Regions from separate parts of the Mus musculus genome. Here region 1 is linked to region 2. The links are chromatin loops, found by intact Hi-C in ENCODE. Cell type or tissue: left cerebral cortex. All regions are shown on one strand. Links, peaks and the distances in the headings refer to the core of each region. The heading gives the core; the rest is flanking DNA.

The links. A loop is a pair of places that touch in the nucleus more often than their neighbours do. Peaks named below come from ENCODE experiments on the same cell type or tissue, not always from the same donor. Only the 100,000 strongest peaks of a DNase experiment are listed, where the experiment ranks them.
Region 1: a loop joins it to region 2, with 7 times the contacts of the local background. A loop is called at or near these places in 10 of 42 quality-filtered maps.

Annotation. Positions count from the first base shown.
Region 1 is chr19:60,542,780-60,558,840 of GRCm38, forward strand. It overlaps Cacul1 (CDK2 associated, cullin domain 1), which reads right to left. Exons shown (of 9, transcript NM_030197.2): 4 at 2,667-2,762; 5 at 231-333. It overlaps Gm41884 (a long non-coding RNA gene), which reads right to left and starts at 8,333. Exons shown (of 2, transcript XR_877980.1): 1 at 8,170-8,333; 2 at 4,651-6,181. In left cerebral cortex, for the core only: a CTCF peak has its summit at 10,931 (motif pointing left); a DNase peak (open chromatin) is centred at 10,936.
Region 2 is chr19:60,429,251-60,445,311 of GRCm38, forward strand. No RefSeq gene overlaps it. Among named protein-coding and RNA genes, the nearest start is that of Prlhr, 31 kb to the right of the region's middle. In left cerebral cortex, for the core only: a CTCF peak has its summit at 8,777 (motif pointing left); DNase peaks (open chromatin) are centred at 8,548, 8,727, 10,925 and 11,143.

The DNA of each region.
Region 1 (16,061 bases), core at 3,510-11,509, 110 kb after region 2:
GCCCAGAACAGTAGGTGACTGTTAAACCAGTTTCAATCGTGTCTCTCTATAGACTGAGGTAGACTTAACTTCCTGCTCTCTGGCTCTAGAGATGTCAATATTGGAGTTTAGAGACAGTGTTCTCAGATGAAAGAAAAGAGTAAGAGTGAGCTGGAGAAGAAAGGGAAAAAGGAAAAAGGAGACCATGGCTAGTGCTGTCTCACCCCCAAAGGAAGTAAAAGTATACTTACGCATTAGGCTGTAAATGTGCTTCTCTGCAACATGTTCCGTAAACAGTTTTATAAGGTCATCTTTTAAGTCTCTGTTAAGCTTAGTTTCTATGTAAAACTTATTCTGAAAAAAAAAAAAGAAAATAAGTTTTTATATATCAATAGGGAAAAGTAATCACTCGCATGAATAGGAGAACTAAATACTGTTTTAGAGAATGAATAAATATATTGATTAATAAAATAATAATAAAATTAAAAAAGCCCTGCAAACTGCAAAACCCAGCCATTCCTAGTCACAGGTTTTCTTGGCATGAGGTTGAAAGATCCAATTATTAACTTCACAATATGGAAACAGTGCAGTACAGAGCCATGCTGTGTGCCATGCCTTTAAGAGTTCATCCCCAGGGCTGGAGAGATAGCTCAGAGGTTAAGAGCACTGACTTCTCTTCCAAAGGTTCTGAATTCAATTCATAGCAATCACATGGTGGCTCATAACCATTTATAATGAGATCTGGTGCCCTCTTCTGGCCTGCAGGCATAGACACAGGCATAATACTGTATGCATCATAAATAAATAAATAAATCTTTAAAAACAAAAAACAAGCTCATCGCCAGCATCAAAAGGCAATGCAGGAAGACTCGAGAAAGGCACTCCTCAGCATCCAAAGCTTAGGGCAAGCAGGTAGTGGAAGCCACTAGGAAAAGTCCCTTTATACAGGCCCTTCAGTAATGGCCACTATACCAAATTCTAGATACCATCTCTGCTCAGAAGCAGATACCCTAATCAGGCTAACCACAAGCAGTGATTAAAGGAAAAGTTCTTCATTTATATCCAATAAAAGATAATTCTATGGTGTACAGCAAGTTATAAAACAGAAACCCTGACTCCCAACATACCTGGGAACTGCCTACTCTCAAGGTCTGTTACAAGATGGACTGCCATTCCTTATTTAACAGAGTCACTTTGAATCAAGTTTTCCCTTTCTTACCAAAATCCACCTGACTAGGAAAACAAATAAAAATCTGAAACTGTTAAATGTGTTCATGTTTTAAATGCTAGCTCAATGACCAAGAGTAGAAAACACAAAGGGAATGAAAACAAATTTTTCAGTCACTCTCTTAGTTCAGCAGTATTTCCCTCTCTGTTTGTTTTTTGCTTTTTTTTTTTTTTAAAGGGGAATCTAAAAATAACATGCAAACCCTTGGTTAAAAACTACAGCTATGCCAATGGGTTAACGCCTTCCAGAGCTGATCCTGTGTTTTAGCTTTATAGGTCCCATTCTATAGAGAAAATGACATGATACACTTGTTTTGAAACACTCCTTACATGGGAACCACTCCTCTCCCCACTGAGTACTACATACTGCTTGTAGCTTAGTACCTGGCACTTTTACCCTAATGTTAGGACCTAGGAGACATTTCTCCACAAAAATATAGAAACATGCCATGGTATTAACTGTGTTATTTTCTTGTTTTCCACAAATTGTTAAAACAATCCCCAACTGATGACAATACAAATATGTCCAATGTTCTGCTATTAAAATGTATGTATGCACGTGCATGTGTGTGTGTATATATATACACACATACACATATATATGTGTATATATACACTTAGTGTTTATATCTATTTATGAACTTGAGAAATTTTACACATAAAATCTGAGTCTTTCAAGGCAATTTTAGCAATTCATTTCTACTCTAAATTATAGGTCTGTTTCTTTTACAGATTCATCAAAAATAAGTATTTCCAAGCACTTTTTAAAGAGTAATTTAAAAGTAATTGTAAGTTACATTTAACAATGGCATGATATATTTTTCCTTTTTAATGATATATATATGTATATGTATTCTGTGAACTATCTAATTCATATCAGACAAAAACATAGTATTGCTGACTTTTTTCTAATTAATCCATAAAAGTTAATTATCAAAGACAATAAATCTGTGTCTAGTATTTTACAAATTTCCTACAATGTTCCCCATCTACTTTTGTTTTGGGTATTTTTCTGAACAAAGGTGTTTCAAGCTTTCCTCATCTAATACTCTCCTTCCTGACAGGATTTAAAGGTCTCCTCTCAGCAAGTACATAGGAATGAGACCTGTGGGGATCCTGGGGGGTGGGGGACAGCACAGAGGAAGAGAGGGTTAGAGAAAAACACATGCAGAATGTACTATATACACGTATGAAACTGTTAAAGAACAAATTTAATAAAAGAAAATTGTGGGAGGGATGGAGAAGAAATGCCCTTCTAGCTTTCTCACCTCCAATTTCTGGCTTATTCCACTTAGATGTGCTGTAAGAATAAGGTGGTGAATTAGGCTCCATATTCATAAACACACCCATCTGTAAACTGACTCAGGAATGGGAAAAAATTATAACTATAGTAAATAAAAACAGAACACAATTAGCCTTGCATGGTTTGGGAAAGAAAGGGTGACAGAGCTCTAACTTACCATATATATGAAAAGAGGCACGATGCTCTGCAATGCTCCCATATACTGTCCCAGAGCTATATTAAATCTTTCAATATAGAGGTCTGGAGGGCTGGCCTGTGGGAAAGAATATCAACGTAAGTACTCTGGGAAACCAGCTGAAAGTACTTCTTCAACCCCAGCAATATAAACTCAGAAAGAACCTAAAATGGGGAGGTACTTATACTCTAAAGTCAGTTCAGATTTTTTTTTGTTCCAAAGTCTATTCTATGACACTTTAGTCACTTTAAAAAACTATATGGCTTTAACATATTAGCTAAAAAGTATGATTTTAATAAATCACCACTGAATTAGAGATAGTTCTTAAAGGAATCAAACCATATTAGGACCTGGAATTAGGGGGGACAGAATTCAAGTAAGTAAAGCAGGCTCTAGACACTACCAGAGGCTGAATTGATGTCAAGCAGTTAAGCATGCTTGCTCCTCTTACAAAAGAACCAAGGTTCAGCTTCCATCACCCACATGGTAGCTGACAACCACCTAAACCTTTGGTTCTAGGGAATCCAATACTATCTTCTGGTCTCCACAAGCACTGTATCATGTGGTATACAAACATACAATGAAGTAAAGCACTGACAAGTATAAAATAAAGTAAACCAATCTTTTAAGACACTATTAGAGTGGCTAATACATTTTTAAATTTTATCTCCATTGTAAACAGCTTCTCTAGTTAACCAACTGTCAACAAGAGAAGTAAGGACTCAAATGATTCACATATACCTGCAGGTCTAGACTGAAGTACAGTATAATGCACATCTAACGTCACTCACTCCTACAAAATACTAAGTCACAAATTCACCAAGGAACCTCTCCAAATTTACTGTACGTTGACTGAACATGTCTTGTCTCCCAGTATAGCTATAACTGAAGTAAGGAAATAATTAAAATTCCATGAAGTCATAAGGGCATGGCCCCACATCCTACAAAGACCATGCCCTTAAAGAGACAAAGGGTTTCTAAATCTTTGCTATCAAAATGTGGCACGGAGAAGGCTTTGGTGAGAATGTTTCAGCTGCAATCCAGGAGGAGTCTTCACCAGGAACCCATAAGCCAGAACCTCAATCTAGAAACTTCTCCGCTTCCAAACCGATATAAGAAATAACTTAAACTGCCCAGTCTATGGTATTTTGTTGTAGTACCATAAGATGATATGTTTTACAAAACTATATCCATGTACTATTTTATTTTATTCTTTAAGTTAATTTAACATTAAAGAAGCCTAAATAAAAGATTAAATTAATTAAATTTTAAAAGATTAAATTTTAGCAAATGATAATTAAATTATAAATTATAATTAAATTACTTAAATTAAATAAATTTAAATTAAATTATTAATTAAATTTTAAAATGTTAAATTTAAAGGGATTAAAATATTAGCAAATGATAAGATACATGAACTAAAAATTTCTGAGCCACAGTGTTGGGGAATGGGAAGGTATAAAATATAAAAACAAAACATTCCACACATAAGGTCTGTTCTTTGAAAACTTCATCACCTGACAACCAGACCTTAAAGACAACATCATGCTTTCATGTTCTACCACACTAAGACTCCTAAGTACCAAGTTCAACCATATGAAATTAGGGGGCTGGAGAAATGGCTCAGTGGTTAAGGGTGCTTGCTGTTCTCCCAGAAGACCTGAGTTTGGATCCCAGAACCCTATCAAGCAGCTCACAACCTGTAATTCCAGAACCAAGGATTCCAGCCCTCTAACTGGCCTCTTCAGGTACCCATCCACTCATATACAGAGACATACACATAAACTAAGTAAAATTATACAAACTGTGCCTTAAGCTATTTGAGAAATGTTGAATGTTCTAATACCTCTAAAGGAGTCACCTCATAATGCTTCTACCTAGGAGCTTGGAATATATGCTGGGAACTATCTCTACTTCATCTTTCATTACAGAGTACTTAAAGGTCTGGTGTTTATCTTCCCATTTCTTTTCCTAGTCTTCCTAACTACCTGTGGAATAAAAGTTGTCTCTATCATACATAAGAGGGAAACAGCTCAGAAATATTTAACCATTTGAGTATGATCCCAAGCTAATAAGCACTAAGACTCAATCAGATTCCAGCAACTTCTTAGTACTCCAAAATCCCCACTACCATCTTTTTTCTTAAGTTCACACCTCTCAATTTAGAGCACACTGTCTACTTCTGATTCCACAGCCTACACCTTCTTTCTTATACACAACCCAGCTCAGTACATGGACCAACTAACCAATCCCAAGTAGAATCAGTGTTGTTCTGTCTGCCCAAACATCTCTCTACCCACGCCTCACCAAACTTACTCTTTTCCTTCAAGTTTTGTCACTTTCTCAAAACATCTGAGTTCCCTTCAGTGGAGCAAACCACTTACTGCTCCTACTGAGTAATCTCTGCTACTAACTGCAAGCCCCTGAGGCAACAATCTGTACCTTACCTGCTCTTCTCCAATCTAACCACAATGCCTAGAATACAGGATACAGGGAGAGGTATATTTTTCAAAAGCAGGGTCTTTTGAAATCTAAACTTTACAACATCTAAATCTAACCTAGCACTGTTTAAATCTAAATTTCTACTTTAGTATTATCAAGGTTCTAGTGTACTGAGCAACTAATGCATCACTTTGAATTTCAATTTCTATGCTAAGGAGCAATACTCACACTATGCTATTTCTGAGAATGTGGCAAAAATAAGAGAAAATCTGGAACCGCTTTGAAAAAAGACACATACTGTAAAACTATATATGAGCAAGGGTGCACAGCAGCCATGTGCCTAACACTTAGAAAAATCCATTCATATTTTAAAAAGCAATCTTCGCCAACCAGAGAACTTAGGAGAAATGGCTTGCATCACAAGCAAGCCTAACTACCCTTAATGAACAGACTGGCATACACCATCTTCCTCAAAGAAGCTTCAAAGAACTTAGGAAATGATATTCAGCACTCAAAGAAGTAAATTCTACCCATATAGAAGAAAAAATTTGAAAAGCTATTACATTAAAATTTTTTTTTCATTTTCATAAAAGGACACTTCGTCTAAGTGTTAAAAAAAACATGAACACTGATCAAAAGGCACATTTAACAGCAGAGAGAATAAATACAATTGAACTCCTTATTCCTTTACAAAGTCATAAAGCCTCAAAGGTTAGGAGTATTAAAAAGTACTTTTTGTGCTAAATCAAATGTCAGAACACTTAACTTTTTTACTTCCACATTTCATGTTGCACTTACTCAAAACCTTTGAAATGACAGGACTATAAATTATGACAGTCTGAGAAAATAAACTCCATCTATTCCAGGAAACTAGAAATAAATGTGACTTTGAAAATCCTAATCAAACTGTTCCTCTTTAAAACTTACATCCAATAAACTCTGGTCCCCACTGAGAAAAATGATGCCTAGTTGAGTTTCACTATTCCAAAATGGTATTATTTGGCTTGAACATTAATTGGAAAAATAATCCATCATATCAAAAAGGAAGAAACAAGCTGCAGAAAAAAATAATAATTATTCTAAACTTCTTGCAATTTTTAGGGGAAGTAGTGCAGGTGCTTTGGACAGAACCCACAGCTAAACCCTCAGCCCCCTCCTTATTTAGTTTAAAATTTTAGTCAGTTCAAATGGGTTTAGTGTTTTAAGTTAACTTCCTACTCCCTGAAACCACCACTTAATTATTTTCTATCCTTCTGAAAAATACATTGCTTGTAGAAATAAGAGTATGATAGCTCTCTATACACATGTGAATATCAATCTGTAATCTATCTTGGAGTAAGTTTTATTGTATTGCATCTTAAACATTTTGGCCTCAGGAACCATTTGCACTATTTAAATAACTGAAGATGGGGCTGAAGAGATGGCTCAGTAGTTAAGAGCACCTACTGCTCTTATAGGGAACCCAGGATTGGATTCCAGCTCACGCATGACAGTTCACAGGGATCTGATGCTGTCTTCTTGCTGCCATAGGGTCCTGTACCCATATAAAGCACATAAACTCATGTGGATGCACAAATACACATGAAAATAATAAATGATAAATCTTTAAGCCTGAAGGCTCCAAAAAGCCTTTAGTTTTATGTGGGCTACAGCAAATGCTTTTCTATCTGGAATTAGTAAAGGTGCAGTGAAGAGCCCCTGTACTCCCACGGAGACTGAGAACGGCCTGGGCAACAAGTGAGAATGTGTAGTTCAAAAACAAATAAAACTGGACTTTATCAACAGGGGACACTCCACCTCTTAAACATCTAGAGCCCAGACAGCAAGGTGTATTTAGTAAACATTATACTACTACTCACCAAATCATGTCCAATCCCTAAAGCCAAATTATAGACATTTTTAAGATGAGTGACTTGGTTAGCAATGGTGTTTAGACATACTAGCTCCCAACAAAATCTACTCTATTGCCAAGCTCAAAGCTGATTAAGGAACTGTGAAAAGTTAAAGCCTACAAATAAAATGTTCAGCACCTACTAGTACCCTTGGGTATTGCCCAAGTAGGAAATGAAAAGCACTGTGACTTAAACACAGCAGGAAATATTCATTTGTACAAACATGGTGGGTGAGCAGAAGCAGACTACATTAGGCACAATGAGTTTCACAGGCATTGCAGACTAGAGGAAATGGGCTTCACAGATGAGGGTCCAAAGAATAAGTCCTTCAGTTTTCAAGAGACATAAAACCAAGGGTTGTGAATTGTATGGTGTGTCTTCAAAAGTACACCAGCACACACACCAGTAACACATATTTCTTACATATTTGCTGCTATCAAGAGTCTATTAGCTACTATTCTGCCATGAGTCTAGTCTCTTCTGCTGCAGCCAAATCACTGCCACTTCATTGTGCATTACTGTAAAGAGCAAAGGCTTAGTGTTTCTGAAACCATCCAACTGCTTCATAGTATAAGCAGCTGAAAGCATGTTTACTCCAGGGTTGACCTTCTTTGCTATACAATAAACAAACAAACAAAAAAGGGAACATGTTTTGCAATAAAGTCAACATGGATGTAGAGGTCTTTGATAAAAAAGAGCATTTTTGATAAAATTATCCAATCAGCAACATCCTAAGATTTTGTTACATTATGTACCATTATATAACCCTTTTTTCTTTAATGTGTTTTAGGAAGCAGGTATATTGCTATGATAAAACAAATTAGGTTTAAAAGTTAAGACATAGCTTTGAAAAAAGGTGTATTGCATGATGTTCACCAGATACAGTACACAATTGTTTAAAATTCTGGCTTTCAGGGAGAGAATAAAGTTGAATAATTTTCATTAAACATTTTCTTAGAAATGTAACTATGAACCCCCAGAGCAGGTGAGGGATCCATCTTGTCTCCCAGATCCCTCTGAGACCAGTCTGCGCAGGTGAGAGTGCGGATTGCAGAAGTGACACAGCTTCTGGGACAGGCCCTGTTTTGGGCTGTAGACATCCGGGAACTTTCCCCACCAGAGGAAAGGTGACCACCTGGGAGGGCTCTGACCTCCAGAGCAGGTTAGGGAACCATCTTGTGTCTTGGGTCCCTCGGAGACCAGTCTGTGCAGGTGACCACGCAGACTTCAGAGGCAACCCATCTTCTGGGACAGGCCCTGTTTCGGGCCTTCATCTTCAGCCAGAGGCAGGTCTGAACGCCAGACCGCTGTGCACCTTCCCTGCAAGAGGAGAGTACTCTGACCACTGAGACTCAGAAGAGAGCTGGACTCCCAGGACAGCTGACATGCTAACAGAATCACAGGAGAAACAGGCTCCAGCCAGAGACAACCATAACAACTAACACCAGAGATTACCAGATGGCAAAAGGCAAATGCAAGAATCTTACCAACAGAAACCAAGACTGCTCACCATCATCAGAATCCAGCACTCCCACCTCAGCCAGTCCTGGATACCCCAACACACCCAAAAAGCAAGACTCGGATTCAAAATCATCTCTCATTATGATGGTAGAAGACATCAAGATGGGCTTTAATAACTTAAATAAATACAGGAGAACACTGTTAAACAGGTAGAAGTCCTTAAAGAATCACAGAAAAACACTGCTAAACTGGTAGAAGTCCTTAAAGAGGAAACACAAAAATCCCTTAAAGAATTAAAGGAAAACACAACCAAACAGGCACTCACTGATAAGTGGATTTTAGCCTAGAAACTTTGAATACCCAAGATACAATTTGCAAAACACAAGAAAATCAAGAAGAACGAAGACCAAAGTGTGGATAACTTCATTCCTTCTTAGAATAGGGAACAAAACACCCATGGAAGGAGTTACAGAGACAAAATTTGGAGCCAAGACGAAAGGATGTACCATCCAGAGACTACCCCACCCAGGGAGCCATCCCATAATCAGCCACCAAACCCAGACACTATTGCATATGCCAGCAAGATTTTGCTGAAGGGACCCTGTTATAGCTGTCTCTTGTGAGGCTATGCCAGTGCCTGGCAAACACAGAAGTGGATACTCACAGTCATCTATGGGATGGAACACAGGGCCCCCAATGGAGGAGCTAGAGAAAGTACCCAAGGAGCTGAAGGGGTCTGCAACCCTATAGGTGGAACAACAATATGAACTAACCAGTACCCCCAGAGCTCGTGTCTCTTTGCAGTCACCTGCGCCTCTGCCTCTGCCCCTCGGCCCCTCTGCCTCTGCCTCCCCAGTGGTATACACGTGTCACTCATACCCTACCATATAGGACATTCCCAAGTGAGATTGGTTGCTTTATTTTCTAATTCACACATGTACAATTTGATCCACCACTGCTTGCATTATCATTGCAAATGTCAACAAAATTACAGGGGAAATAATACACAGTAGAAAGCCTGTATTTAGCAGAGCCTTGAACAAGTTTAAGGGCCCCCAGAGTTACTCTAGTGAGCATATCAGGTGAACTGAGTTCTAAGGACTGGTCATGCTAGGTCCTTTGAAGAACAGCAAGCATTCTGAACAGCTAAACAGCTGAACAGTTCCAGTTAGTTCCTAAGGATTTATTTCTTAAAGGAAAATTTCCCCTATCTTTTGAAACAAGCACATAGCTGTCTCAAAGCAAACCTTAAAAAATAACATATTCTATGATCTATGGGAGCAAAACGAGATGTCTCAGAAGTAAAGGGCCTTTTTAAAACCTTTTTAGGGCTGGTGAGATGGCTCAGTGGGTTAGAGCACCCGACTGCTCTTCCGAAGGTCCAGAGTTCAAATCCCAGCAACCACATGGTGGCTCACAACCATCCGTAACGAGATCTGACTCCCTCTTCTGGTGTGTCTGAAGACAGCTACAATGTACTTACATATAATAAATAAATAAATCTAAAAAAAAAAAAAAAAACCTTTTTAAAAAATATAATCTATATAAATATATTCTACAGTCTGGTAATAAGCAAATGTAGGTAGTATCTGCTTGTCCTTCTATCTGTCTCAACTGAAACAAGCAGATGCTTCAAAAATCTTAACTGTACTGCAGATATGTGCTTTCTAGCAACTTACAGAATGTCACTTCTGAATCTGTCTGAGAACCTAAGATCATGCTAAGCCTGCAATGAAACAGGTTAAGGAGAAGTCTCTACCCTCAGAGGCTCATGATGAACATTAAAACCACTGTCTGAATGAGCACTTGTGGAAATGGCTCAGGGTTAGATTAGATTGTCTCACTGGAAAATTCTCCTGTAAGAACGACTTTCTGTAGGCAACTGCTTCAGTGAAAAGCCTTCAGCAGTTCACAAGTAAAAGAGTTACTAATGGTAATGATATCTATTTTGCTTGAGGTCTAGGAAGAAAGGTAACCAGGTAAATTTCTTTTAAGGTAGGGAGAGAGGGAAGGAGGGAGGATGTGTGTGTGTGTATGTGTGTGTGTGTGAGAGAGAGAGAGAGAGAGAGAGACAGAGACAGAGAGACAGAGACAGTAACCTCATGTGCATGGGTATCCATGGAGTCCAGAACAGTACATCAGAACCTCTTAGAGCTGGAGTTACAGGCTGCTGTGAGCTGCCCAATGTAAGTGGTAAGATCAAATTCTAGTTCTGCACAAGAGCTATAAACACTTTTAACCATTTCTTCAGTCCAATAACTTTATTACCTAAAATCTTCAGTCTAGCAAGAAGAAAAGAAGTATACTTGGGGAAGTAAAGAGGTTATTTGTTCATCTGCTTGTTTTAAGACACACTTTGAATGTCAACAGATTTAAATTTTAAGGCCTTTATTTTTTTCATTTTGCCAAGACAACTGCAAGCAACCAGTTGGATTGTACTGCCACCCACTGGGCAAAAAGCAAATAGCAATGCAACACCTGCCCAGCTTTAACACCATCAAAAGATGGATGGCCCTTTACTTGCAGCTGGACAAGAAGGCTTATATATAAGTAGATGTTTGTACAGACTGAATAAAATTAAGTAAAAGAGACTAGCTATAGCTTAGTTCCAACTAATTTTATTATTGATCTGTCAATTATAGTAACTAGAAACCTAAGATATATTTAGCTTAAACATATCAAAAGTATTAATTTTATTAAAATATTTTAAGTGTACCTAATCAACTTCCTTTTAATTAAAACAGCTAACAAACACCTCTCTAAACTGCTGTTTAGAAATTTAAGAATGAAAATGTGTACCATTCCACAGCCCCCTTGCTCTGGATCTGAACAGAAAATTATCTGTGCTGTTTCCCCCACTTTAATGTTATTTATTGTCTTTCCCTGGAAGCAGACTGCTTAAACAACTTAGTAATGTGAAGTTCCAAACTACTGAAAATGAGCAACTCTTAATGGTCAGTGAACTGCATCAAAAGCCACAACGCTCAGGTGGCTAAAGTGAAGATGCACTACAGTTCAACCAAGTGCACTTAACTTATCCACAAAATGCTTAGGAAAAAGTGGTTCACAACTGTTCCAATGGATTCTGCATCACATACATACACAAACACACACGGGGGGGGGGGGGAGATAAAATACAGCTTTCTTGCTCACTCATGTTGTATACCTGTGCTGAGAGTTTGATCCACGTTATCCTTACTTAGGACCAGAATTAAGAGGAACCTTTGCAGCTGAAGGGGTTTGTAACTCCATAGGAAGAATAACAATATCAACCAACCAGACCCCTGCCCAAGACTCCCAAGGACTAAACCACCAACCAAAGAGTACACAGGGAGGGACCCATGGCTCCAGCTGCATATGTAGCAGAGAATTGCTTTATCTGGCAATGGGAGGGGAGGGCCTTGGTCCTGTGAAGGATCAATGCCCCAGTGTAGGGGAATGCTAGGGCAGTAAGGCAGGAGTGGGTGGGTGTGAGAGCACCCTCATAAAAGCAGGGAGGAGGGGGATAGGATCGGGGATTTGCAGAGGGGAAACAAAGTAGGGGGGATAACTTTGAAATGTAAATAAAGATGAACATTTGCCATTGGGAACACCAAGGCAAGGAAGCAGCAACATAAGGAACTGCAGAGCCAACATTAAGTATTCCTGCGTTTGTGGACACACTACTTTCAGGAACAACTCATGTGCCAAAAGTCATTTGGTATGGCCTAATTTCAAGGTAGTGAGCGAGTACAACTCTACTATATCTGCAGACGGAACTGGGAACTGGAAACAAGGTCAGCAGCACTACAGCTGGCACATTCACCTCAAGTCCTAAATCAAGGCCATGGTAGGCTGACAGACACTAGCATGAGTCATTCAGATTGCAATTCTCAAAAGTACACACTGTTCAAAAGATGGCATCCTGATGGATAGTTAAACACAACAACCCGCACAATAGTTAGCATGACAGTGGCAACATAAACATTAAAGTCTGCCAGGGGTAGAGGATTCAAAGTGGAGGCAACCATAGCAGAGCAGCAGAACACTTCCTTGGCAGGAAAGAGGAGCTACTGGAAAAAGAAACCAGATGGGAAAAAGATCTGAATATGTAAAGGTGCAATCAACCAAAAAGCAAAATACTGCTGTGCAGTTCTCATGGAAAGGTAATTACACAAGGAGTCTTCAACTCCTCATCAAGGGCTACTGTCTTGCTCTGGAAGGAATGAAGTCAGAGAGTTAAGAAAAGGTGCACAGATATATTTGAAAATTTTTCACAGTAGAGAAAATTAGCCAGGACTTGGAACTCAGTTTATTTTCCTACTCAGTCACTCTTGACATCACAGAATATTAAAATGATCATTATGTCTTTTTCCATAAAAGCTGCTAAAGAATAAAGCTGCAATTTTTCTGTAATTCTAGCATCTAGGTACTGTATACTAAGGCCTAGCATACATAGCATAAATATTTGTTAATGGTTCATGGTTTTTACACTAAGACTAGAGCCACATGTATACCTTATTTTACTCAGAGCTTGGAAAATTTTGAAGGCACTATGATAGGGCTCCAGTAAGACCTGAGACCACACACTGATATTTCTGGGAAAGTTAAAGGGTCCCAGTAAATTATTCACACAAATTAAGATCAAGTTTTGGGTTGTATTTTATGTGTATGAGTGTTTTGCCTGCATGTATGCATGTGTACGACTTGCAAACTTGATGCTCAGACCTGTCAGAGGTGGCATCAGAATCCCTGGAACTAAAGTTGTAGATGGCATAAGCTACCATGGAGGAGCTGAAAATTGAACCTAGAGAGCAACAAGTGCTCTCAACCACTGAGCCATCTCTCTCACCCCATATCAAATTTTAATACATCAGTTTCAATACCAATTTAAAGACATCCCCCTTTCAGAGTTTCAATTTTTTAGATTCTGGAACTGCAGATGACCTGTTAGTCTGCCACCAACAGCACTTCCCCATACCCCATCATTCCTAAACCAGTCCATTTTCTATGCTTCTAACACTGATGCTCTAAGATGTAGTTCCTGGCATTCAGTGGTTTCTGCAATCTGAATCTGGTCTGCCTTGTCTAGCTTTTCCCCTCTCCCAACCCCACTGGAACATCATTCGCTGTCTTCTTCACAGGACTGCTTCTTAAGGCCCGAGTAAGCACCACAAAGGAGCCTCTGCCCACAAAGTTCTCTTGTCCCTTGTCCATGACAACTCTTTGTTGGTGAGGCCATCTTCACTGCCCTAACTAAGCTGAGATTAGTCAAGTTTTACTCTGAATCATGGCTGTCTGGATGGCTCTAAACAATGCAGCAGTCTAACAAAGAGCCATTGTGCTTTAATGCTTTCTTTAAGTTCCACACCTGCTGTTGAGAAAAATGCTAAGGCTTTTGATTTTCCAAATTTTATTATTTTCTAACCTTGTGTTTTAAATTCTATTCCAAATTAAATTTTCTTAAAACCAACACCCTACCTTCACCTTGTTTGATATGGGGGCTCTTTTTGCTGCTGTTGTCATCATTTTCCTGATGGATGCCAGGCTACCTGGCCCATAAGCTTCCAGGGGTTCTCCTGCCTCTTCCACCATCTCCCTGTAGAAGCATGAGGGTTAAGTGTCTGGCTTATGAATGGGCTCTAGGGATTTAAATTTCCCACTGAGCCATCTCACCAGCCCTTGTCTAACATGTCCAACATTTACTTTCAATTTTTCTGTTTCCTTACTATCTTTCAGCTGTGGTTCTTGGCAGCAATATTTGATAAAGTTGCAGGATTTCATACTGTCTGATTATTGCTTCTCAAAGCAGTCCTTAGCTTTTATCATTTCATATAATGATAGACAGGGTAAAATTTAAGTTATTCCTTATTCTATGCCTCATCTGTTCTTTGTGCCTTTTCCCTCCTTTTCGTGGCTTGATTATTTTCTATTATTATTATTAAATCTTCTTTTACAGTCATTACCAACCTTCCTGGTCCATCCTCTGACAGTTCTTCATTCCATCCCTCCCCCACCCCCACACCCCATCTCCAAGAGGATGTCCCTACCCCACCCCACCCAACCCATTAGACCTCCCACTCCTTATGATCTCAAGTCTCTGGAGGGTTAGATGTATCTTCTCTCAGTGAGGCCAGACCAGGCAACACTCGGCTGTATCTGTGTTGGGGGCATCAGACCAGCTAATATATGCTGCCTGTTTGGTGGCTCAGTGTCTGAGAGATCTCAGGAGTCCAGGTTATTTGAGATTGCTGGTCACTCTCCTCCTATGGTCACTCTCCTCCTCAGTGTCTTCTAGACTTTCTCTAATTTAACCACAGGGGTCCCTGGCTTCTGTCCATTGGTTGGGTATAAGTATCTGCAAGCTTGATTATTTTTTAATTACATTTTCTCCCTCTATCATCATGTTAATTATGCATATGGAGGTTAGCCTACAATTACAGATTGTATGCTACCAAACCGTTACACACTATTGCTGTAAGTTCTGCTTACATGTATCTTTTATACTCTCTTCATCATTTGGGTCAGTGAGATGGCTCAGTGGGTAAGGTACCTTGCTGCCAAGCCTGAGGACCTTAGGTTGATCCCTAGGACTGACATGGTGAAGATAATCAACTCCTGCAACTATCCTCTGATTGCCACATGTGCACTGTGGTATGTAAAAGAGTCTCTCCTCTCCCCCCGTCCCTACCCTGATGTTCTTGTAAGTCTGTCACACTGTCACACACACACACACACACACACACACACACACACAAATGTAAAATAAACATTATCACATTTATATAATCTCGGCTTATCTTTTTGTTATTGTACTTTACTCCAACCTGAATCACCAAATTTTCACCTATAAACATCTATCCAAATATTCTATTTTTTCATTTTTCCTTTGTTCAAAATAGATTCTTTTCTCGTAAAATATATCCTGATTGCATCTCCCCATTCTCTACTTACTCCCAGTTCCTTCCCAAGTCCCCTCCACTCTAGATCCACTCCCTTTCTGTCTCTCATTAGAAAAAAACAGGCTTCTAAGAGATATCAACCAAACTTGACAAAATAAAATGTAGTAAGATAAAGCAAAAACTATCACACCAAGACATTGATCAGAAGAATACTCTGTATTATTTCTTTAAAGAGACTACTGGTGGTTCTCAATTCTTGTCTGATATTTCTCAAAACTTTACAATCACATTTCCAACTCTGACTACTTCTGATATAATACCAGACAATGATTATGAAAAATTAACAACTCATGCCTAGGAAAGTATCTTCTCCAAAAAGAATCTACTTTTGCTTCTCATGACTCAAGGTGCCAGCCAGTCTAGACCACCATAACTAAGCAAGAAGAAAGTTTCTGTGCCAAAGGTCACTCTATAGCTTGTCAATCTGACTGCTGCTGGGAGCTATTCCTCCAGTTTGATGAGCTTTGATAATCTATTATATATCTTCTATTCAAGTCTATCAGAGCTCTATTAAATTTGACAGTGCAGAGTGCAGAGTTGAGGATGCAGCTCCATAGCACAGTACATAAATGAATTTTAGAGTACAGTGGCCTCCCCCCACTTCCAGAATAGGAAGGTGGCCCAAGAAGTAGTTAGTTCAA
Region 2 (16,061 bases), core at 4,324-12,323:
TGGAAACTGTTTATCAAACCTTTTCCAACTCGAGGGAGAATGAATTCCAGTTTCTCTCTTCTCAGCATCTGTAAACTTCAGATATCTGCTCAAAAATTTAGAAATCCAACTACTGACATCTGATGGGTTCCTTGGCATCCTCTCTCTGTGGGAATCTCAGGACATCAGTGGCTTGATAACCTCTCTTCAATGTGGCCAACTTTCCAGAACTCTGACCTCTGACCTCTGACCTAAACTTCATAATCCTTGGCCTAGCAAGATCAGCCTCTTCTCAGCTGATGCCCAGTGCTCTGTTAAACTGGAAACGTCCTAAGGAGAGAAGCTGAAGTAAATGAGTAAGAATGGAATTTAACATCAAAATGATTATACCTCTCCAAGAAACCATTTCTCCTGTTTTGTTGCTTTGATAGCTGTCCAGTGCCTTCAAATTCACACACACACACACATACACACACACACACACACACACACACACACACACACACACACACACACACACAGACACAGAGAGAGAGAGAGAATTTTTTTTTAATATCGTCTCATGTAGTTGAGTCTGGCCTTAAACTTGATACACAGCCAAGCATGAGCTTGGACTCCTGATCCACCTGCTGAATACTATGACTCCGAGAGGATATTATCACATTTAGTTTATGCATAGTGAGTATCAAACCCAAGGCCTCATGCATGGGAGGCAAGCACTCTACCAACTAAGCTAAATCCCCAGCTCCAAAATTACTTTTCTTCTAGCTTATCTAATTACCGACATCTCTTCTGCTGTCCTTGCTACTTCAGCTGGAACTAAAATCCTCATCTTCTATTAACTCTGTTGCTGTATCTGTAAATTCTGCCTTCAAACAAAATCTACGTGAGAGATTTATACATATAACCCGTGTCAGGATAATTAGTCCAGGATTGGCCAGGATGGGAGAAACCACCCAGACGGACACAGAAAATGCCATATGTAGCTGGTTCTACTGTCTAAGACATCTGCAGTTTTAAAAAAGGGGAAAACATGGGTATTATATTTAAAGAGATCTCAGTTTAAATACCGTTCTGGCTTGCTTTCTGTTGCTGTGAAAAAAACACCAGGCAAAGCCACTTGGGAGTGTAAGAATTTATTTGGCTTACAGTTACACACAGTTCACTATTGAGGAAAGTCATGGCAGGAACCCAAGGCAGGAACCTGATGGCAAGAACTGGAGTAGAAGCCATGAAGGAGCACTGTCTATTGACTTTTTCTTCTGGCTTGCTCAGCTACCTTTCTTAATAGCCCAGGCCCACCTTCCCAGAGATGACATCAACCATGGTGGGCTACAGGCCATCATCCATCAAGAAAATGACCCACAGACACAAGTACAAGTCAATCTGATAGAGGCAAATTCCCAACTAAGGCTCCTTCTTTAAGGGTATGTCTGTGTTTGTGTTAATTTGAAAAAAAAAAAAACCCTAACTGTGATGAATGCCAAGGTTCTTTCTTTTTACTAGCTGTGTGGCCATATGCACATGATTTCACTTCTCTCAAGCAAAGTTCCTATTTTGCATTTTTGTGAGAAGTTGTTATAAGATTTATAACACACAGGAAGCGGGTCACATTGCCCAGGATGTACCAGACAACACTGTGGGTTTGGAGGGCAGGGACATTTTCTCCGCTTCTCTAATTCACTTTGGTTCCTATCTCATGTTGACCACACAGGTGCTGAATAAATGCATTCTATTTGACGTATATTTTCTCCACCAAAAATTTACTCGTGGAATACTAAGCTCACAAGTTCAAGGCCTGCCTGGGCTGCAGACAGAATTTAAAGCCAGACTGGGCAAGCTTGTGAAACCTTATCTCAAAATTAAAAGTAGAAAGGAGGCTGTAGCTGTGGCACAGTAGTAGAATGCTTGCCTCACACTCAATCTCCAGTACTTAAGAAGGGGCAGGGCTCAGCAGACCTAGCCAGAGCTATCATTACAATAGCACAGGGGGACCTAAAATGGTATTAAGAAGTGTTAGGCTAAACACAGATTTTAATCTCAAATGAAAGATAAATGGAGATGGAATCCTATATAGATATGCACATGGAAACTGGCAGTTTCAGATAGTTGATAAAAAAAAAAACAGAATTGCTGCCTCCAATCTTGATATGAATCACAAACTGATCTTCTGTAATAGCAAAAATATCTGTAAAGATGCCTGATGCAACCATTTGGTGGCAAGCTTTAAAAAAAAATAAATTTGCTTTACAGAATGTGTAAGTGGATTCACTGAGAAAGTATCATGGATAAGTTGTGTCAGTGTTGATGATCTTGTTAATAAGACATCACAAACATGATCTAGGGGCAAAGATGTGGTTTCTGATTTCAATCTCACCAGTTGAGCAAAGTTCTTTGCATCACACACACACACACACACACACACACACACACACACACACACACAAAATTAAGAAAAGTCGGAAGACGGTGTTAACAATATAAAGATGAGACGCTGTCAGAAAACGAGACAAGCACATGATAGAATAAGCAGATCCCCAGACAGCATAGGGAAGAATAAAGACAAAGTAGTAGAACTGAAAGCCAGGAATGAATGCAGCGGACTGAGGGGACAGCTCATTTGGTGCGTGCCCTGTAAGCATAAAGTTCTGAGCTCAGTCCCTCAGAATCCACATTAAAAAGCTGGTGTACTTACAACCCCAGCTCGAAGATAGTGCAGATCCTTGGGCTCTCTGCTCAGCCAGCCTAGCCTAATCATCCAGTTCATGCCAAGTGAAGACCCTTTCTCAAAACTCAAGACGAAAAGCATCCTGCTGTCATGCTGAGGAACAACACTCAAGGCTGACCTCTGGCCTCTACCCACACAAACACTCACATGCATGCATACCTACAGACATACACACCAACAGACATGCAGCATGCATGTGTGCACAGGCACACACATGGGACAGGAGAGGTAGCTGGACATGGTGGTGCATAATCCCGGCACTTTGGAGACTGAATCAGAGAATTGTGTGAATTGGGGGATATCTTGATCTACATAAGACGATGTTTAATTTCTTTCTTTTTTTTTTTGATTAAAGGAAAAGTGTGGCCATTTTATAGCACAGCTATGAGTTTTCTGGCATCCACTCTTAAGAGACAGCTCTGTGCCCCTCTCCCTGAATGCGGTTGGACTTGTATTTTCTTCCTCATTAATTATGGTGATAAAAAATAAACAAACACTAGACCAGGTCTTTGAAAACTGTGATGCCCTCTACCTTTCTGGACTGTTGCCACCTTGCAAAGCCCAGGACTGGCTTTATTGCACAGCCTTGGCCTGACATCTGGTGGAGAAGCATGAAGTGGCATATTTATTTCAACTGTCAGAAAAAGTGTGGCTGAAGCCCTGCACAGGCAGCCTTCATTGAAGAAAGGAAGGCATCTAGAGTCAGCCTGGAAGCTTCTGTGAAGCAATGGATTCCTGTTGATGAACCAGTATGAGCTCACAAAGCTTCGGCCAGGAGCTTCACCTCTACCAACCCACTGAAGCCTGAACAGCTGGAAAATAGGAGAGTCTGTATTCTCATGATGATAAGACCTGTGTGGAGGTCCCATCAGCCCTCCAAGTGTCAGATACCAAATGTGAGAGACTGGTGTAACCAGGATCATCTGGCTGCAAACTGTGCTGCTAACCACACCCACTATCTCATCTGCTGTCTAAGTGTGGAGTGTAGGAGTTATCATGGGGACCAACGTTTCAATCTGCTTAGCTAAAAGGAAGGATGAGCTGAGAACTGCATTTGGGGGCGAAGACGAGGCCGAGACTAACAGTCCTGATCCTGCTCTAGGGTATATATCAGGGGCAGGAATTACACATACATGTGTCCCTGTGGGCCTCTCTAGGGAAGGGTCCAGGAGTTTGAGCAGTGCCTAAGAGATGGCTTCCTTGGGGATAATTGAGAAGCTAGTAGCTCTATTCTTTCCTATGCAGGGATGGTGGGTCTCATTTCATGAGTGCGGTGATTTGGTGAATCCCTGTTCCTGAGTGTTCTCTGTGTATTAAAGAACAAAATCCAAGAAGTAGACCTGAGGTCCTTCAGAGCCTGGGATCTGTAACCAGAATAGAGGATACTTCTCACCCAAGTCATCCTCAAGATGTGCCAAGGTACCCTGGAAACCTTTTACAGGTGGTTTCTCTGGCCACAACCTCCAAACCTGTGCCAGCAGCTTCCAGGTTCCACACCACACACAGGTATCTCCTTTCTTCTCCTAATCTATATCTGCTCCAAGCCCTATCTCTGCTCTCACTATAGCCCAAATCCTAAATGCCACCCCCACTGCTATACTGACACACAGGCAGGAGCTCTATTCTCTCCCTCTTCCATACCTTCATACCCATGGCTCAGCAATCTTTTTCAAAGGGAAATTAGTACAAAATCCTCACTGTCAACCAAAGCAGTCGAAATAGAAGCATAATGTTTCTCTAGAATATTCTGTCTAGAGATGGGAGCCTTTTTGTCCAATTCAGGGCTCTGTCCCCAGGACCAGGAATAGTGTCTGGCACTAGTTCATGTGTAGTTGTTTAAATAATTATTTCTGTATGATGATCCATGTCATTCCCTGTTGCATTTCATATAATGAAACAGCTGTCCAAGTGTGACACAGAGCGACTATAGCATCCCCAAGCAGAGTGGCCCATGGTGAATGGGATGGCAGCAGGCATGTTTCTACCTAACCCAGGAGAAAGGCCAGTCCCATCAGGGCTACTAGATCAGGTTCGTCACCGCCAAGAGAGACTGGAACAGAGCTTCTACTGACAGGTTTGGGCCTGCAGAGAAACCAAATGCAAAGTCACCCACAGTACCTCAGTCTTGTGGGTTCCCCAGGGCTCTGGAGAAGCTGGCTCTGCCAGGACAATTTGCTGTTCCATGTCCCATGTCCAATATACAGAAGATGATGCACCAGGAAGTACATCTGTTCCCAGGAGGGGACAAGATTCTATTTATTGCTGTTTGTCCTCAGATTTAATGCCTCACAGAGTTACGTGTGCACAAACAAACAAACAAACAAACAAACAAACAAAACCACTAATGGCAAAAAGGTTAGTTTCAAAGAAACACCATAACTTGATGGCAACACAGTAAGACATATATAATGAAGGCTGTATGCCAGAATGGGGAGAAGAGACCTCAGTGTAGAACTGGACTCAATTCCATGCACAACTTGGGTCAGCAGAGATGATAGTCAAAAAGCAATCTGGGTGGGGAAGAGGTAAGGACACCTAAGAGGTAGTAAGTTCTCAGGTTCTAACCTATTGTGGTTTTGGTGAAGGCAGGCAAATGTAAGCAGACATCCCTGGGGGGAACAGCAGTGGGAAGAATCTGACCCGAGACCAAGGATGAGTAGATCAGAGAGGGCTCTTGCTAGGCTGGTTCAGTTAAATTCTTGCAAGGAGATAGAAAGGTTTAGGAGACTATCTGATAATTTGGCCAAGCAAAGACTTTTTGGCATTGGCAAAGAAAAGTATTGATCCTAAAATCCAAGATAGGAAAATAGATTGTAGGCCTGCAGAGAGAAAGAAAAATTATATATAATTATATATAAAAATTATACACACATACACACACACACACACACATATATATATACATACATATATATGTTGTATTGAGAAAACGGAGATGTGCCAGATAGTAATTTTAGCACTGGGACTATGTTCATAGGAAGAAATAGAGTACATAGCAGGGAATCTAAAAGAAATCATTGTCTATTTACTCACCAGGTAAGTATACTATGCCTTCTTTGGGCTGGTCTTCTAAGATCAGGGAAGTAAAAATAGCTCTCTCCAAAATACCTATAGGATACTTGTTTTATATAGATAATAGTTGAGTGGACGAATAGACAATTGATAGATCATAGATATAAATGATAAGATAGATGGTAGATGGATGATAGATGACAGATAGATAGATAGATAGATAGATAGATAGATAGATAGATAGATAGATAGATAGATAGATGATAGAGAGATAGAGAGATAGAGAGATAGATGATAGAGATAGATGAGAGATATATTGAGAGATATATAAGGAGTTATAAATATAGATGTACATTTTATGTGTGTGTGCATGTGCATGAGTAAATGCACATGTGTTCATGTGCATGTAGAACACCATCCATCTTTTATTGGGACATGGTCCCTCATTGACCTAGAACTTACCAAGTAGGCTAGGTTGATTAGCCAATAAGACCCATGGAACCTTTCTGCTAATGTTTCTGCAATTCTAACTCCATCATCATGCTCAGCTTTTTAAAAACGGGTTCAAGGGATTAAAATCATGTCCTTGTGGTTATAAGATGTAGTGGTTTGAGTATGTTCAGCCTAGGAAGTGGCACTATTTGGAGGTGTAGCCTTGGAGTAGGTGTGTCACTGCTAGTGTGGGCTTTCAGACTCCCATCCTAGCTGCCTGGAAGCCAGTCTTCTAGCAGCCTTCAGATGAAAATGTAGAACTCTCAGCTCCTCCTGCACCATGATTGTCCGGATGCTGCTATGTTCTGGCCTTGATGATAATGGACTGAACTTCTGAACCTGTAAGCCCCAATTAAGTGTTGTCATCATAAGAGTTGCCTTTGTCATGGTGTCTGTTCACAGCAGTAAAACCCTACGAACAGAAATTGGTATCAGGGACTGGGGCATACTGTGATAGGTCTGACTATGCTTTTGTTTGGAAGGATGTGGATTTGGGATTTTGGATTTGAGAAGCAGTGGAATCATTTAAGTGGGGTTTAGTGGGCAATCCTAGTAGAAATATAAAAGACTTTGTTACTGAGAGCAATTTGAACTGTGCAGATCTGGCTCAAGAGGTTTCAGTAGAGAAGAATTTCAGTATGTAGCATAGAGACTGTTTTTGTGATATCTTAGTGAAGAATGTGGCTGCTTTTTACCATTGTCCAGAGTCTGCCTGAGGCTAAGGTGAAAAGATTTAGATTAATTACTTTGAAAAAGGAAGTCTCAAAAGAGCCTAGTATAAATTCTTTTGTGTGGTTACTAACGTTCATTCTTATGAAAAGCATTTTAATGAAAATGAGCAAACTGAGAAAGGGAAAATATAAAATATATAGTTCAAGTATTAAACAGGTACCAGGAAGTAGAATGGAGCTGGGTCCTATGTTCTAGGAATTAACAGATTAAGGAAGTAGGACTTTGGGGCAAGATCCCACCCAGATAATTTAGGTCCAGACATGGTGGTACACACCTTTAATCCCAGGAGACAATGACAAACAGATCTCTGAGTTCAAGGCCAGCCTGGGACAGAGCAAGTTTTAGGTGAAGAAAAGCTTAAATCCAGGAGTGGTGGTACAGACCTTTAATCCCAGGTGACAGAGCCATGAAGATCTCATAGTTCAAGGTCAATCTACAAAAACATTCCAGGACAGCCAAACTTAGGCAGTGAGGGAGTTGGAAAACAGACAGCTGGTAATAGAATAAGGGGAGGCATGTTCCAGACCCAGAAAGCAGCAGAACTTGGCAGCTTTAACCACATGGCTCTGGCTTTAAAGTCCAGAATAGAAAGGACTTCTGGGACAATTGATGATGGTTAGCTGGAACTAAGAAATTAGTGGTGGTTGAGAAGAGACCAGCATCACTGATGTGAAATCATCTGGGAAGTGTTTTCTGTGAGCACAAAGAAGCTGTGTTCCTGAAATAGCCAAGGTTGTACCTCGTGCTGCAGCTGGACTTGGTAATGTTCAAGAGTCACCCAGATGGTACTGGTTTTGAAGACATGAAGTAGTCATGAAGAGCAACTGAGGCTTGGCACTGTAAGAGGCTATGGCTAGTTATGGCCCCCATAAACACATGTGTTTGAACAAGCCTATGGGAGCCAGGAAGTAGAATGTAGTGGTTTGAATATGTTTGACCCAGGGAATGGCATTATTTGAAGGTGTGGCCATGGAGTAGGTGTGTCACTGCGGGTGTGGGCTTTAAGACCCTTATCCTAGCTGCCTGGAAACCAGTCTTCTAGCAGCCTTCAGACGAAGATGGCGAACTCTCAGCTTCTCCTGCATCATGCCTGCCTGGATGCTGCCATGTTCCTGCCTTGATGATAACAGACTAAATCTCTGAACCTGTAAGCCAGCCCCAATTAAATGTTGTCCTTATAAGAGTTTCCTTGGTCATGGTGTCTGTTCACAGCAGTAAAACCCTAAGACATAAGGCAAGCACTGATCCATCTCCCAAGCCCCCTCACTTGTCATATTCTGTAAATAAGTCCATTCCACTCTGATGTATTCACTGGGCTGAGGGCTCCTCATGATGGTGAGTGTGTCATTTCTGTGTCCACTACCCAAAGACCATTACTGTCCAGTGCTATCTACTGTCTCACTGACAACTCATCCTTGTAATGTCCCCACCGCTGAGAGGAATAAACGGTAACTCAAGCAGTGTGATAACTGAAAGATTCTTCTGCCTTTCCCCTGGAGGCAATTTCATCCTAGAAAAATACTTCTGTCTGTCACTTGATGGCGATCAAGGCTCACACAGTTTGGATACAACTGGAAGCTGATCCTGCTCAGATTCCTTCAAGTCTTGAGAAAGGTTTGGTTTTTGTTTTGTAATATCTGGAGGGGAAACAGCCCCTCGTCCCCCACCATCTCTATCTACTTTTTTCTTCAGTTCATATTCTTGCCTAGGTAAATGAACTACCAAATGGATCCTGAGAGCCACCAGGGCACTAGACTTAGTGAACTTGGAGATGACTGTGACTGTTGAGGTAAATAAGTCTATGAATCCCCAGGAGTCTGAGCCTGTCGTGTGCTCTTACTCCACCTGCAGGCCAACCTGAAAATTGCAGCATCACTGGCCTGGATCATCTAGATCTGAATCTGAAACTTTTCCACACTGGAATTATTGAGCTCAATAGTCCACTGACCCATCTCTCCATCCTTATGGTTTTTTAATAGTTGGTTAAAGGACCTGCCCCAAAGGCGTAAGGACAGAAGAGTAAGAAATGAGGAAGATCTGATCCCCAGAGTCCAATAAAGACCAGTGGACATGGCAGCTCACAACCATCAGGGTTGGGGGAGAACGTGGGGGTGGGGGACTATCTCAGTATGTAAGTGGAGAAAACCAAGGAAGATGTCAAACATCAACAACTGATTTACACATGCACCACAAAACTCATATGTACTCATGTACAACCACACATTTATAAATGCTCACACACCATACATACATACATACATACATACATACATACATACATACATACATACATACAGTTTTTAAAATACCTGTATATCTGAGCTGGAGTAAACAGCCTATCCTTGAAGACAGAATAAAGCAAAGGAGAGTGAGAGAGAAAATGTTAAATCCACTTCATCTACTAGACTCTCCCCCAAAGAAAGCTAATGGGTCCTAATTTCTTTCAAAAAAAAAATAACTGGAGACAAGTCTTTGCTGGCTTGGCATGATTGTATAAGCCAAAGGGTCAACTTCTTGAACTCGAGTCTGCAAGTCTTGAGCCTCAGAGAATCCAACATCTGAGACCTGGGTCTGAAGAGTAGGCAGTCAGTCAGCTCTGCACTCTAGCACTGAGAAGAAGATAATGATAGCCACCATTCCCTGAGTGTATGGCAGGACCTGACTCAAGTGTTTTATGTGTATCATTCTATTTAATCTGAGCAATGGCCCTGTGCAGCAGGTATGTCCCTCAGCCCATGGAAAGGTAACTACACGGTTTTGAAAAAAAGCTAAGACTGGTCTGGGAATATAGTTCAGTAGGTGTATAGCTCAGTGCTTGCCCAGCAAGAGCAAGATAAGAGAAAGCTGGAGGGCTAAAGTAAAATCCAGGTAGAGTACTTTCCTAGTGTGCATAAGGCCCTGAATTCAATGCACAGTAACAGCAGGGATGTTTATGAACTTCCTACTCAAGGCAGGACCTGAAGTCATGCTGCTAAACTTGACTGATCAGCTGCTGCCTCCAGGTGTCTCCATCCTCTAGCCAAGACTAGCCCTAACCATGGTGGCAGATGAGCTGCATCTGTGGTTCTGTGAGTTTCCTGCAGAAAGTAGAAGCCACTGGCATGCTTTGGCATCAGGTTCACGTTCAGATCCCAGATATTGGCAATTGGCATCTGGGTACTTAACCTCTTAAATACTAGTTTCTCTTTTAAGTGGGATTTTTGTAATGCCCTCTTTATACAACTGTGGTAAAGATGCCAAGAGATGATACATGTGTTTGTGTGCGTGCATGTGAACATGTATACTTGTATGCAAGCATATTGAGGCTAGAGATCAATGTCTTGTGTCTTTATCTTTTGTTCTTATTTTTTGATACAAGTGTCTTGCTAAACTTAGCACTCATTGAACTGGGGTATCTGGCCAGCAAGCCCAAGGATCCTTTTGTCTCCTCTTCTCCAGCTCAGGGGCTACAGACACACGACACTGCATCCACCTTTATAGGTGGGTGCTGGAGATCTGAACTCTGGTTTTCATGCTTGCTCTACAAATCTCTTATCCACTGAGCCTCTTTCTTCTCTCTCTGTCTCTCTCTCTCAGTCTCTCTCTGTGTCTGTCTCTCTGTCTCTCTGTCTCTGTCTCTCTCTTTCCCTCTCTCACATACACGGTGTGTCTAGGAGGGAAGGAGGAAGGGAGGGAGAGAGGGAGGGAGAGATAGAGAGGCAGATGGAGAAACTAACAACAAATCCCAAGAGGCTCTGGGACCATAGGAATGAAACCCAGCAGTGGAAAGACAAAGGTTCTAAAAATGAGTAGTGCTCAGCCTAGGATCACTAGGGCCCATAAATTCTCATGCCTAGGCCCCATTTTCAGACCAATTAAACCAGTATCCTTGAAAGTGAAAGCCAAACATTGGCTCACTCCAAAAGAAACCCAAGGGACTAATATTCAGCCAGAATGAGCCACTCCTGGGCATGTGAGTGTTTGGTCTGGCAGAGAGCAAGGGATGGCCCCTCACCAGCTTTCTCCCCCGTTTCTCTAGAAGCAAAAATCAAAGCTCAGGCCTCACTCTGACAGTTGAAATCTCCACAAGGTTTGGACAGGTCTGTTTGCAACCTTGGTGTTGCAATTAGCAGCTTCTTCTGGCTTTGGTAATGTGGTGACAGACAGACGAAATGCATACGCCACAAGATTAAATAACAAGGAGATGTTATGCCAACAAAATTAACTTGTCCAGCCCTGTTCCTTAGCAACTGCGCTATTACTGTAGGTTTCCTTCCGAGGCCTCTGGTCCTTCACACCACTCCCTTTCATTAAGATGTGAGCTGGTTATTTATAACTTTAATGAAAAGGAAAGAAAGGGAAGGGATGTGGGAAAAGAAACTGGTAACTGTCCTTCAGATTACACCAGTCCAATCTGCCCCCAGACAAACAGAATCAAGACCACAACTTTTAAATCAGGGTGTTGACTTTCCTGCATACTTAACTCCTCCAGGCCCCTCCTTGGGCTTCATAGGGCAAGGCTACCTTTGATAGAAAGAGTGACTTTGCCAATTCAATCTGAGGCTGCCTGGGAAACCATTGTTCAGGAGTCAGGACTGAACTCTGAAGTACAGAACATGCTGTTCTCTAGGGAAAATCATTTTTAATGCAGCAGACACAGCCACAGATAAAGTAATTAAGGTGCTTGTGGGACCATCCCTTCTTACACTGTCAAGTGGAAATGCTAAAGAGGGTGCTCTTTATGTACAGGTTTTGGCATACAGGGAAATAGCAGAGGCTGAAGGTCACCGACACATCACACCTGGCTAATTCAGGGTCCCTGGCCCTGGATAGCAGTAATCCCTGAAACCTAAGGAGTAGACAGAGATTTGGCTTCCTGTGGTCTTCTGATGGGATCCAGCTACACTCTAGACCTTGCCTGATCATATTTGTTATTGATGGGATTTTGGGCTTTGATAGTTTTTAAAGCCTCTTAAGAAATAATATTTGGGAGAGCCATCTTGGTTCCCGAATCCCACCGAGACTAGTCTGTGCAGGTGAGAGTGTGGACTACAGAAGCTAACAGCTTCTGGGACAGGCTGAAGACACAGAGCTTCTGAGGCAGACCCCGTTTCGGGCTCCAGACATCTAGGCACCTTCCCTGCCAGAGGAGAGGTGTCCGCCCCTCCCGGAAGGGCTTTGCCAGAGCACCTGGAGGAGCCATCTTGGTTCCCAGATCCCTCTGAGACTAGTCTGTGCAGGTGAGAGTGTGGACTACAGAAGCTAACAGCTTCTGGTACAGGCCCTGTTTCTTCGGCCTTCATCTTCTGCCAGGAGGCAGGTCCGAAAGCCAGATATCTGTGCACCTTCCCTGCAAGAGGAGAGCCTGCCTGCAGAGAGTGCTCTGACCACTGAAACTCAGAGGAGAGAGCTAGTCTCCGAGATCTGCTGATAGACGGTAACAGAATCACCAGAGGAACAATCTCTAACCACAGACAACTTTAACAACTAACTCCAGAGATTACCAGATGGCAAAAGGCAAACGTAAGAATCTTACTAACAGAAACCAAGACCACTCACCATAATCAGAACCCAGCACTCCCACCTCAGCCAGTCCTGGGCACCCCAGCACACCCGAAAAGCTAGACCCAGATTTAAAAGCATATCTCATGATGATATCAAGAAGGTAGAGGATATCAAGAAGGACTTTAATAACTCACTTAAAGAAATACAAGAGAACACTGCTAAAGAGTTACAAGTCCTGAAAGAAAAACAGGAAAACACAACCAAACAGGTAGAAGTCCTTAAAGAAAAACAGGAAAACACATCCAAACAGGTGATGGAAATGAACAAAAACATACTAGACCTAAAAAGAGAAGTAGACACAATAAAGAAAACCCGAAGTAAAGCAACGCTGGAGATAGAAACGCTAGGAAAGAAATCTGGAACCATAGATGCGAGCATCAGCAACAGAATACAAGAGATGGAAGAGAGAATCTCAGGTGCAGAAGATTCTATAGAGAACATCGGCACAACAATCAAAGAAAATTCAAAATGGAAAAAGATTCTAACTCAAAACATCCAGGAAATCCAGGACACAATAAGAAGACCAAACCTACGGATAATAGGAGTAGATGAGAATGAAGATTTTCAACTTAAAGGGCCAGCAAATATCTTCAACAAAATTATAGAAGAAAACTTCCCAAACCTAAAGAAAGAGATGCCCATGAACATACAAGAAGCCTACAGAACTCCAAATAGACTGGACCAGAAAAGAAATTCTTCTGATACATAGTAATCAGAACAACAAATGCACTAAATAAAGATAGAATATTAAAAGCAGTAAGGGAAAAAGGTCAAGTAACATATAAAGGCAGGCCTATCAGAATTACACCAAATTTTTCACCAGAGACATGAAAGCCAGAAGATCCTGGACAGATGTTATACAGACACTAAGAGAACACAAATGCCAGCCCAGGCTACTATACCCAGCCAAACTTTCAATTACCATAGATGGAGAAACCAAAGTATTCCATAACAAAACCAAATTCACACATTATCTTTCCATGAATCCAGCCTTTCAAAGGATAATAACAGAAAAGAAAAAAAACAATACAAGGACGGAAACCATGCCCTATAAAAAGCAAGAAAGTAATCCTTCAACAAACCTAAAAGAAGACAGCCACAAGAACAGAATCCCAACTCTAACAACAAAAATAATAGAAAGCAACAATGACTTTTCCTTAATATCTCTTAATATCAATGGACTCAATTGCCCCAATAAAGAGACATAAACTGACAGACTGGCTACACAAACAGGACCCAACATTTTGCTGCTTACAGGAAACCCATCTCAGGGAAAAAGACAGACACTACCTCAGAGTAAAAGGCTGGAAAACAATTTTCCAAGCTAATGGTCTGAAGAAACAAGCTGGAGTAGCCATTCTAATAGCTAATAAAATCGACTTCCAAACCAAAGTTATCAAAAAAGACAAGGAGGGGCACTTCATACTCATCAAAGGTAAAATCTTCCAAGAGAAACTCTCAATTCTGAATATTTATGCTCCAAATGCAAGGGCAGCCACATCATTAAAGAAACTTTAGTAAAGCTCAAAGCACACATTGCACCTCAAAGCATACATTGCACCTCAAACAACATAGTGGGAGACTTCAACATACCACGTTCATCAATGTACAGATCATGGAAACAGAAACTAAACAGGGACACAGTGAAACTACCAGAAGTTATGAAACAAATGGATCTAACAGATATCTACAGAACATGTTATCCTAAAACAAAAGGATATACCTTCTTCTCAGCACCTCATGGTACCTTCTCCAAAACTGACCATATAATTGGTCACAAAACAGGCCTCAACAGATACAAAAATGTTGAAATTGTCCCATGCATCCTATCAGATCACCATGGACTAAGGCTGATCTTCAATAACAACATAAATAATAGAAAGCCAACATTCACTTGGAAACTGAACAACACTCTTCTCAATGATACCTCGGTCAAGGAAGGAATAAAGAAAGAAATTAAAGACTTTTTAGAGTTTAATGAAAATGAAGCCACAACATACCCAAACTTCTGGGACACGATGAAGGCCGTCATAAGAGGAAAACTTATAGCCCTGAGTGCCTCCAAAAAGAAACTAGAGAGAGCTCACATTAGCAGCTTGACAACACACCTAAAAGCTCTAGAACAAAAGGAAGCAAATTCACCCAAGAGGAGTAGATGGCAGGAAATAATCAAACTCAGGGGTGAAATCAACCAAGTGGAAACAAGAAGAACTATTCAAAGAATCAACCAAACCAGGAGCTGGTTCTTTGAGAAAATCAACAAGATAGATAAACCCTTAGCCAGACTCACTAGAGTGCACAGGGACAGCATCCTAATTAACAAAATCAGAAATGAAAAGGGAGACATAACAACAGATCCTGAAGAAATCCAAAACACCATCAGATCCTTCTACAAAAGGCTATACTCAACAAAACTGGAAAACCTGGATGAAATGGAAAAATTTCTAGACAGATACCAGGGCCTAAGTTAAATCAGAATCAGGTTAATGATCTAAACAGTCCTACATCCCCTAAAGAAATAGAAGCAGTCATTAATAGTCTCCCAACCAGGACCAGATGGGTTTAGTGCAGAGTTCTATCAGACCTTCAAAGAAGATCTAATTCCAGTTCTTCACAAACTATTCCACAAAATAGAAGCAGAAGGTACTCTACCCAATTCATTCTATGAAGCCACAATTACTCTGATACCTAAACCACAGAAAGACCCATCAAAGAAAGAGAACTTCAGACCAATTTCCCTTATGAATATCGATGCAAAAATACTCAATAAAATTCTCGCTAACAGAATCCAAGAACACATCAAAACAATCATCCATCCTGACCAAGTAGGTTTCATTCCAGGGATGCAGGGATGGTTTAATATATGGAAATCCATCAACATAACCCATTATATAAACAAACTCAATGACAAAAATCACATGATCATCTCGTTAGATGAAGAGAAAGCATTTGACAAAATCCAATACCCATTCACAATAAAAGTCTTGGAAAGATCAGGATTTCAATGCCCACATCTAAACATGATAAAAAGCAATCTACAGCAAACCAGTAGCCAACATCAAAATAAATGGTGAGAACTGGAAGCAATCCCACTAAAATCAGGGACTAGACAAGGCTGCCCACTTTCTCCTTACCTATTCAACATTGTACTTGAAGTCCTAGCCAGAGCAGGACAACAAAAGGAGATCAAGGGGTACAAATTGGGAAGGAAGAAGTCAAAATATCGCTTTTTGCAGATGATATGATAGTATATATACCCTAAAAATTCCACCAGAGAACTCCTAAACCTGATAAACATCTTCAGTGAAGTAGCTGGATATAAATTAACTCAAACAAGTCAATGGACTTTCTCTACACAAAGGATAAACAGGCTGAGAATGAAATTACGGAAACAACACCCTTCTCAATAGTCACAAATAATATAAAATACTTTGGTGTGACTCTAACTAAGGAAGTGAAAGATCTGTCTGATAAGAACTTCAAATCTGAAGAAAGAAATTAAAGAAGATCTCAGGAGATGGAAAGATCTCCCATGCTCATGGATTGGCAGAATCAATATAGTAAAAATGGCTAT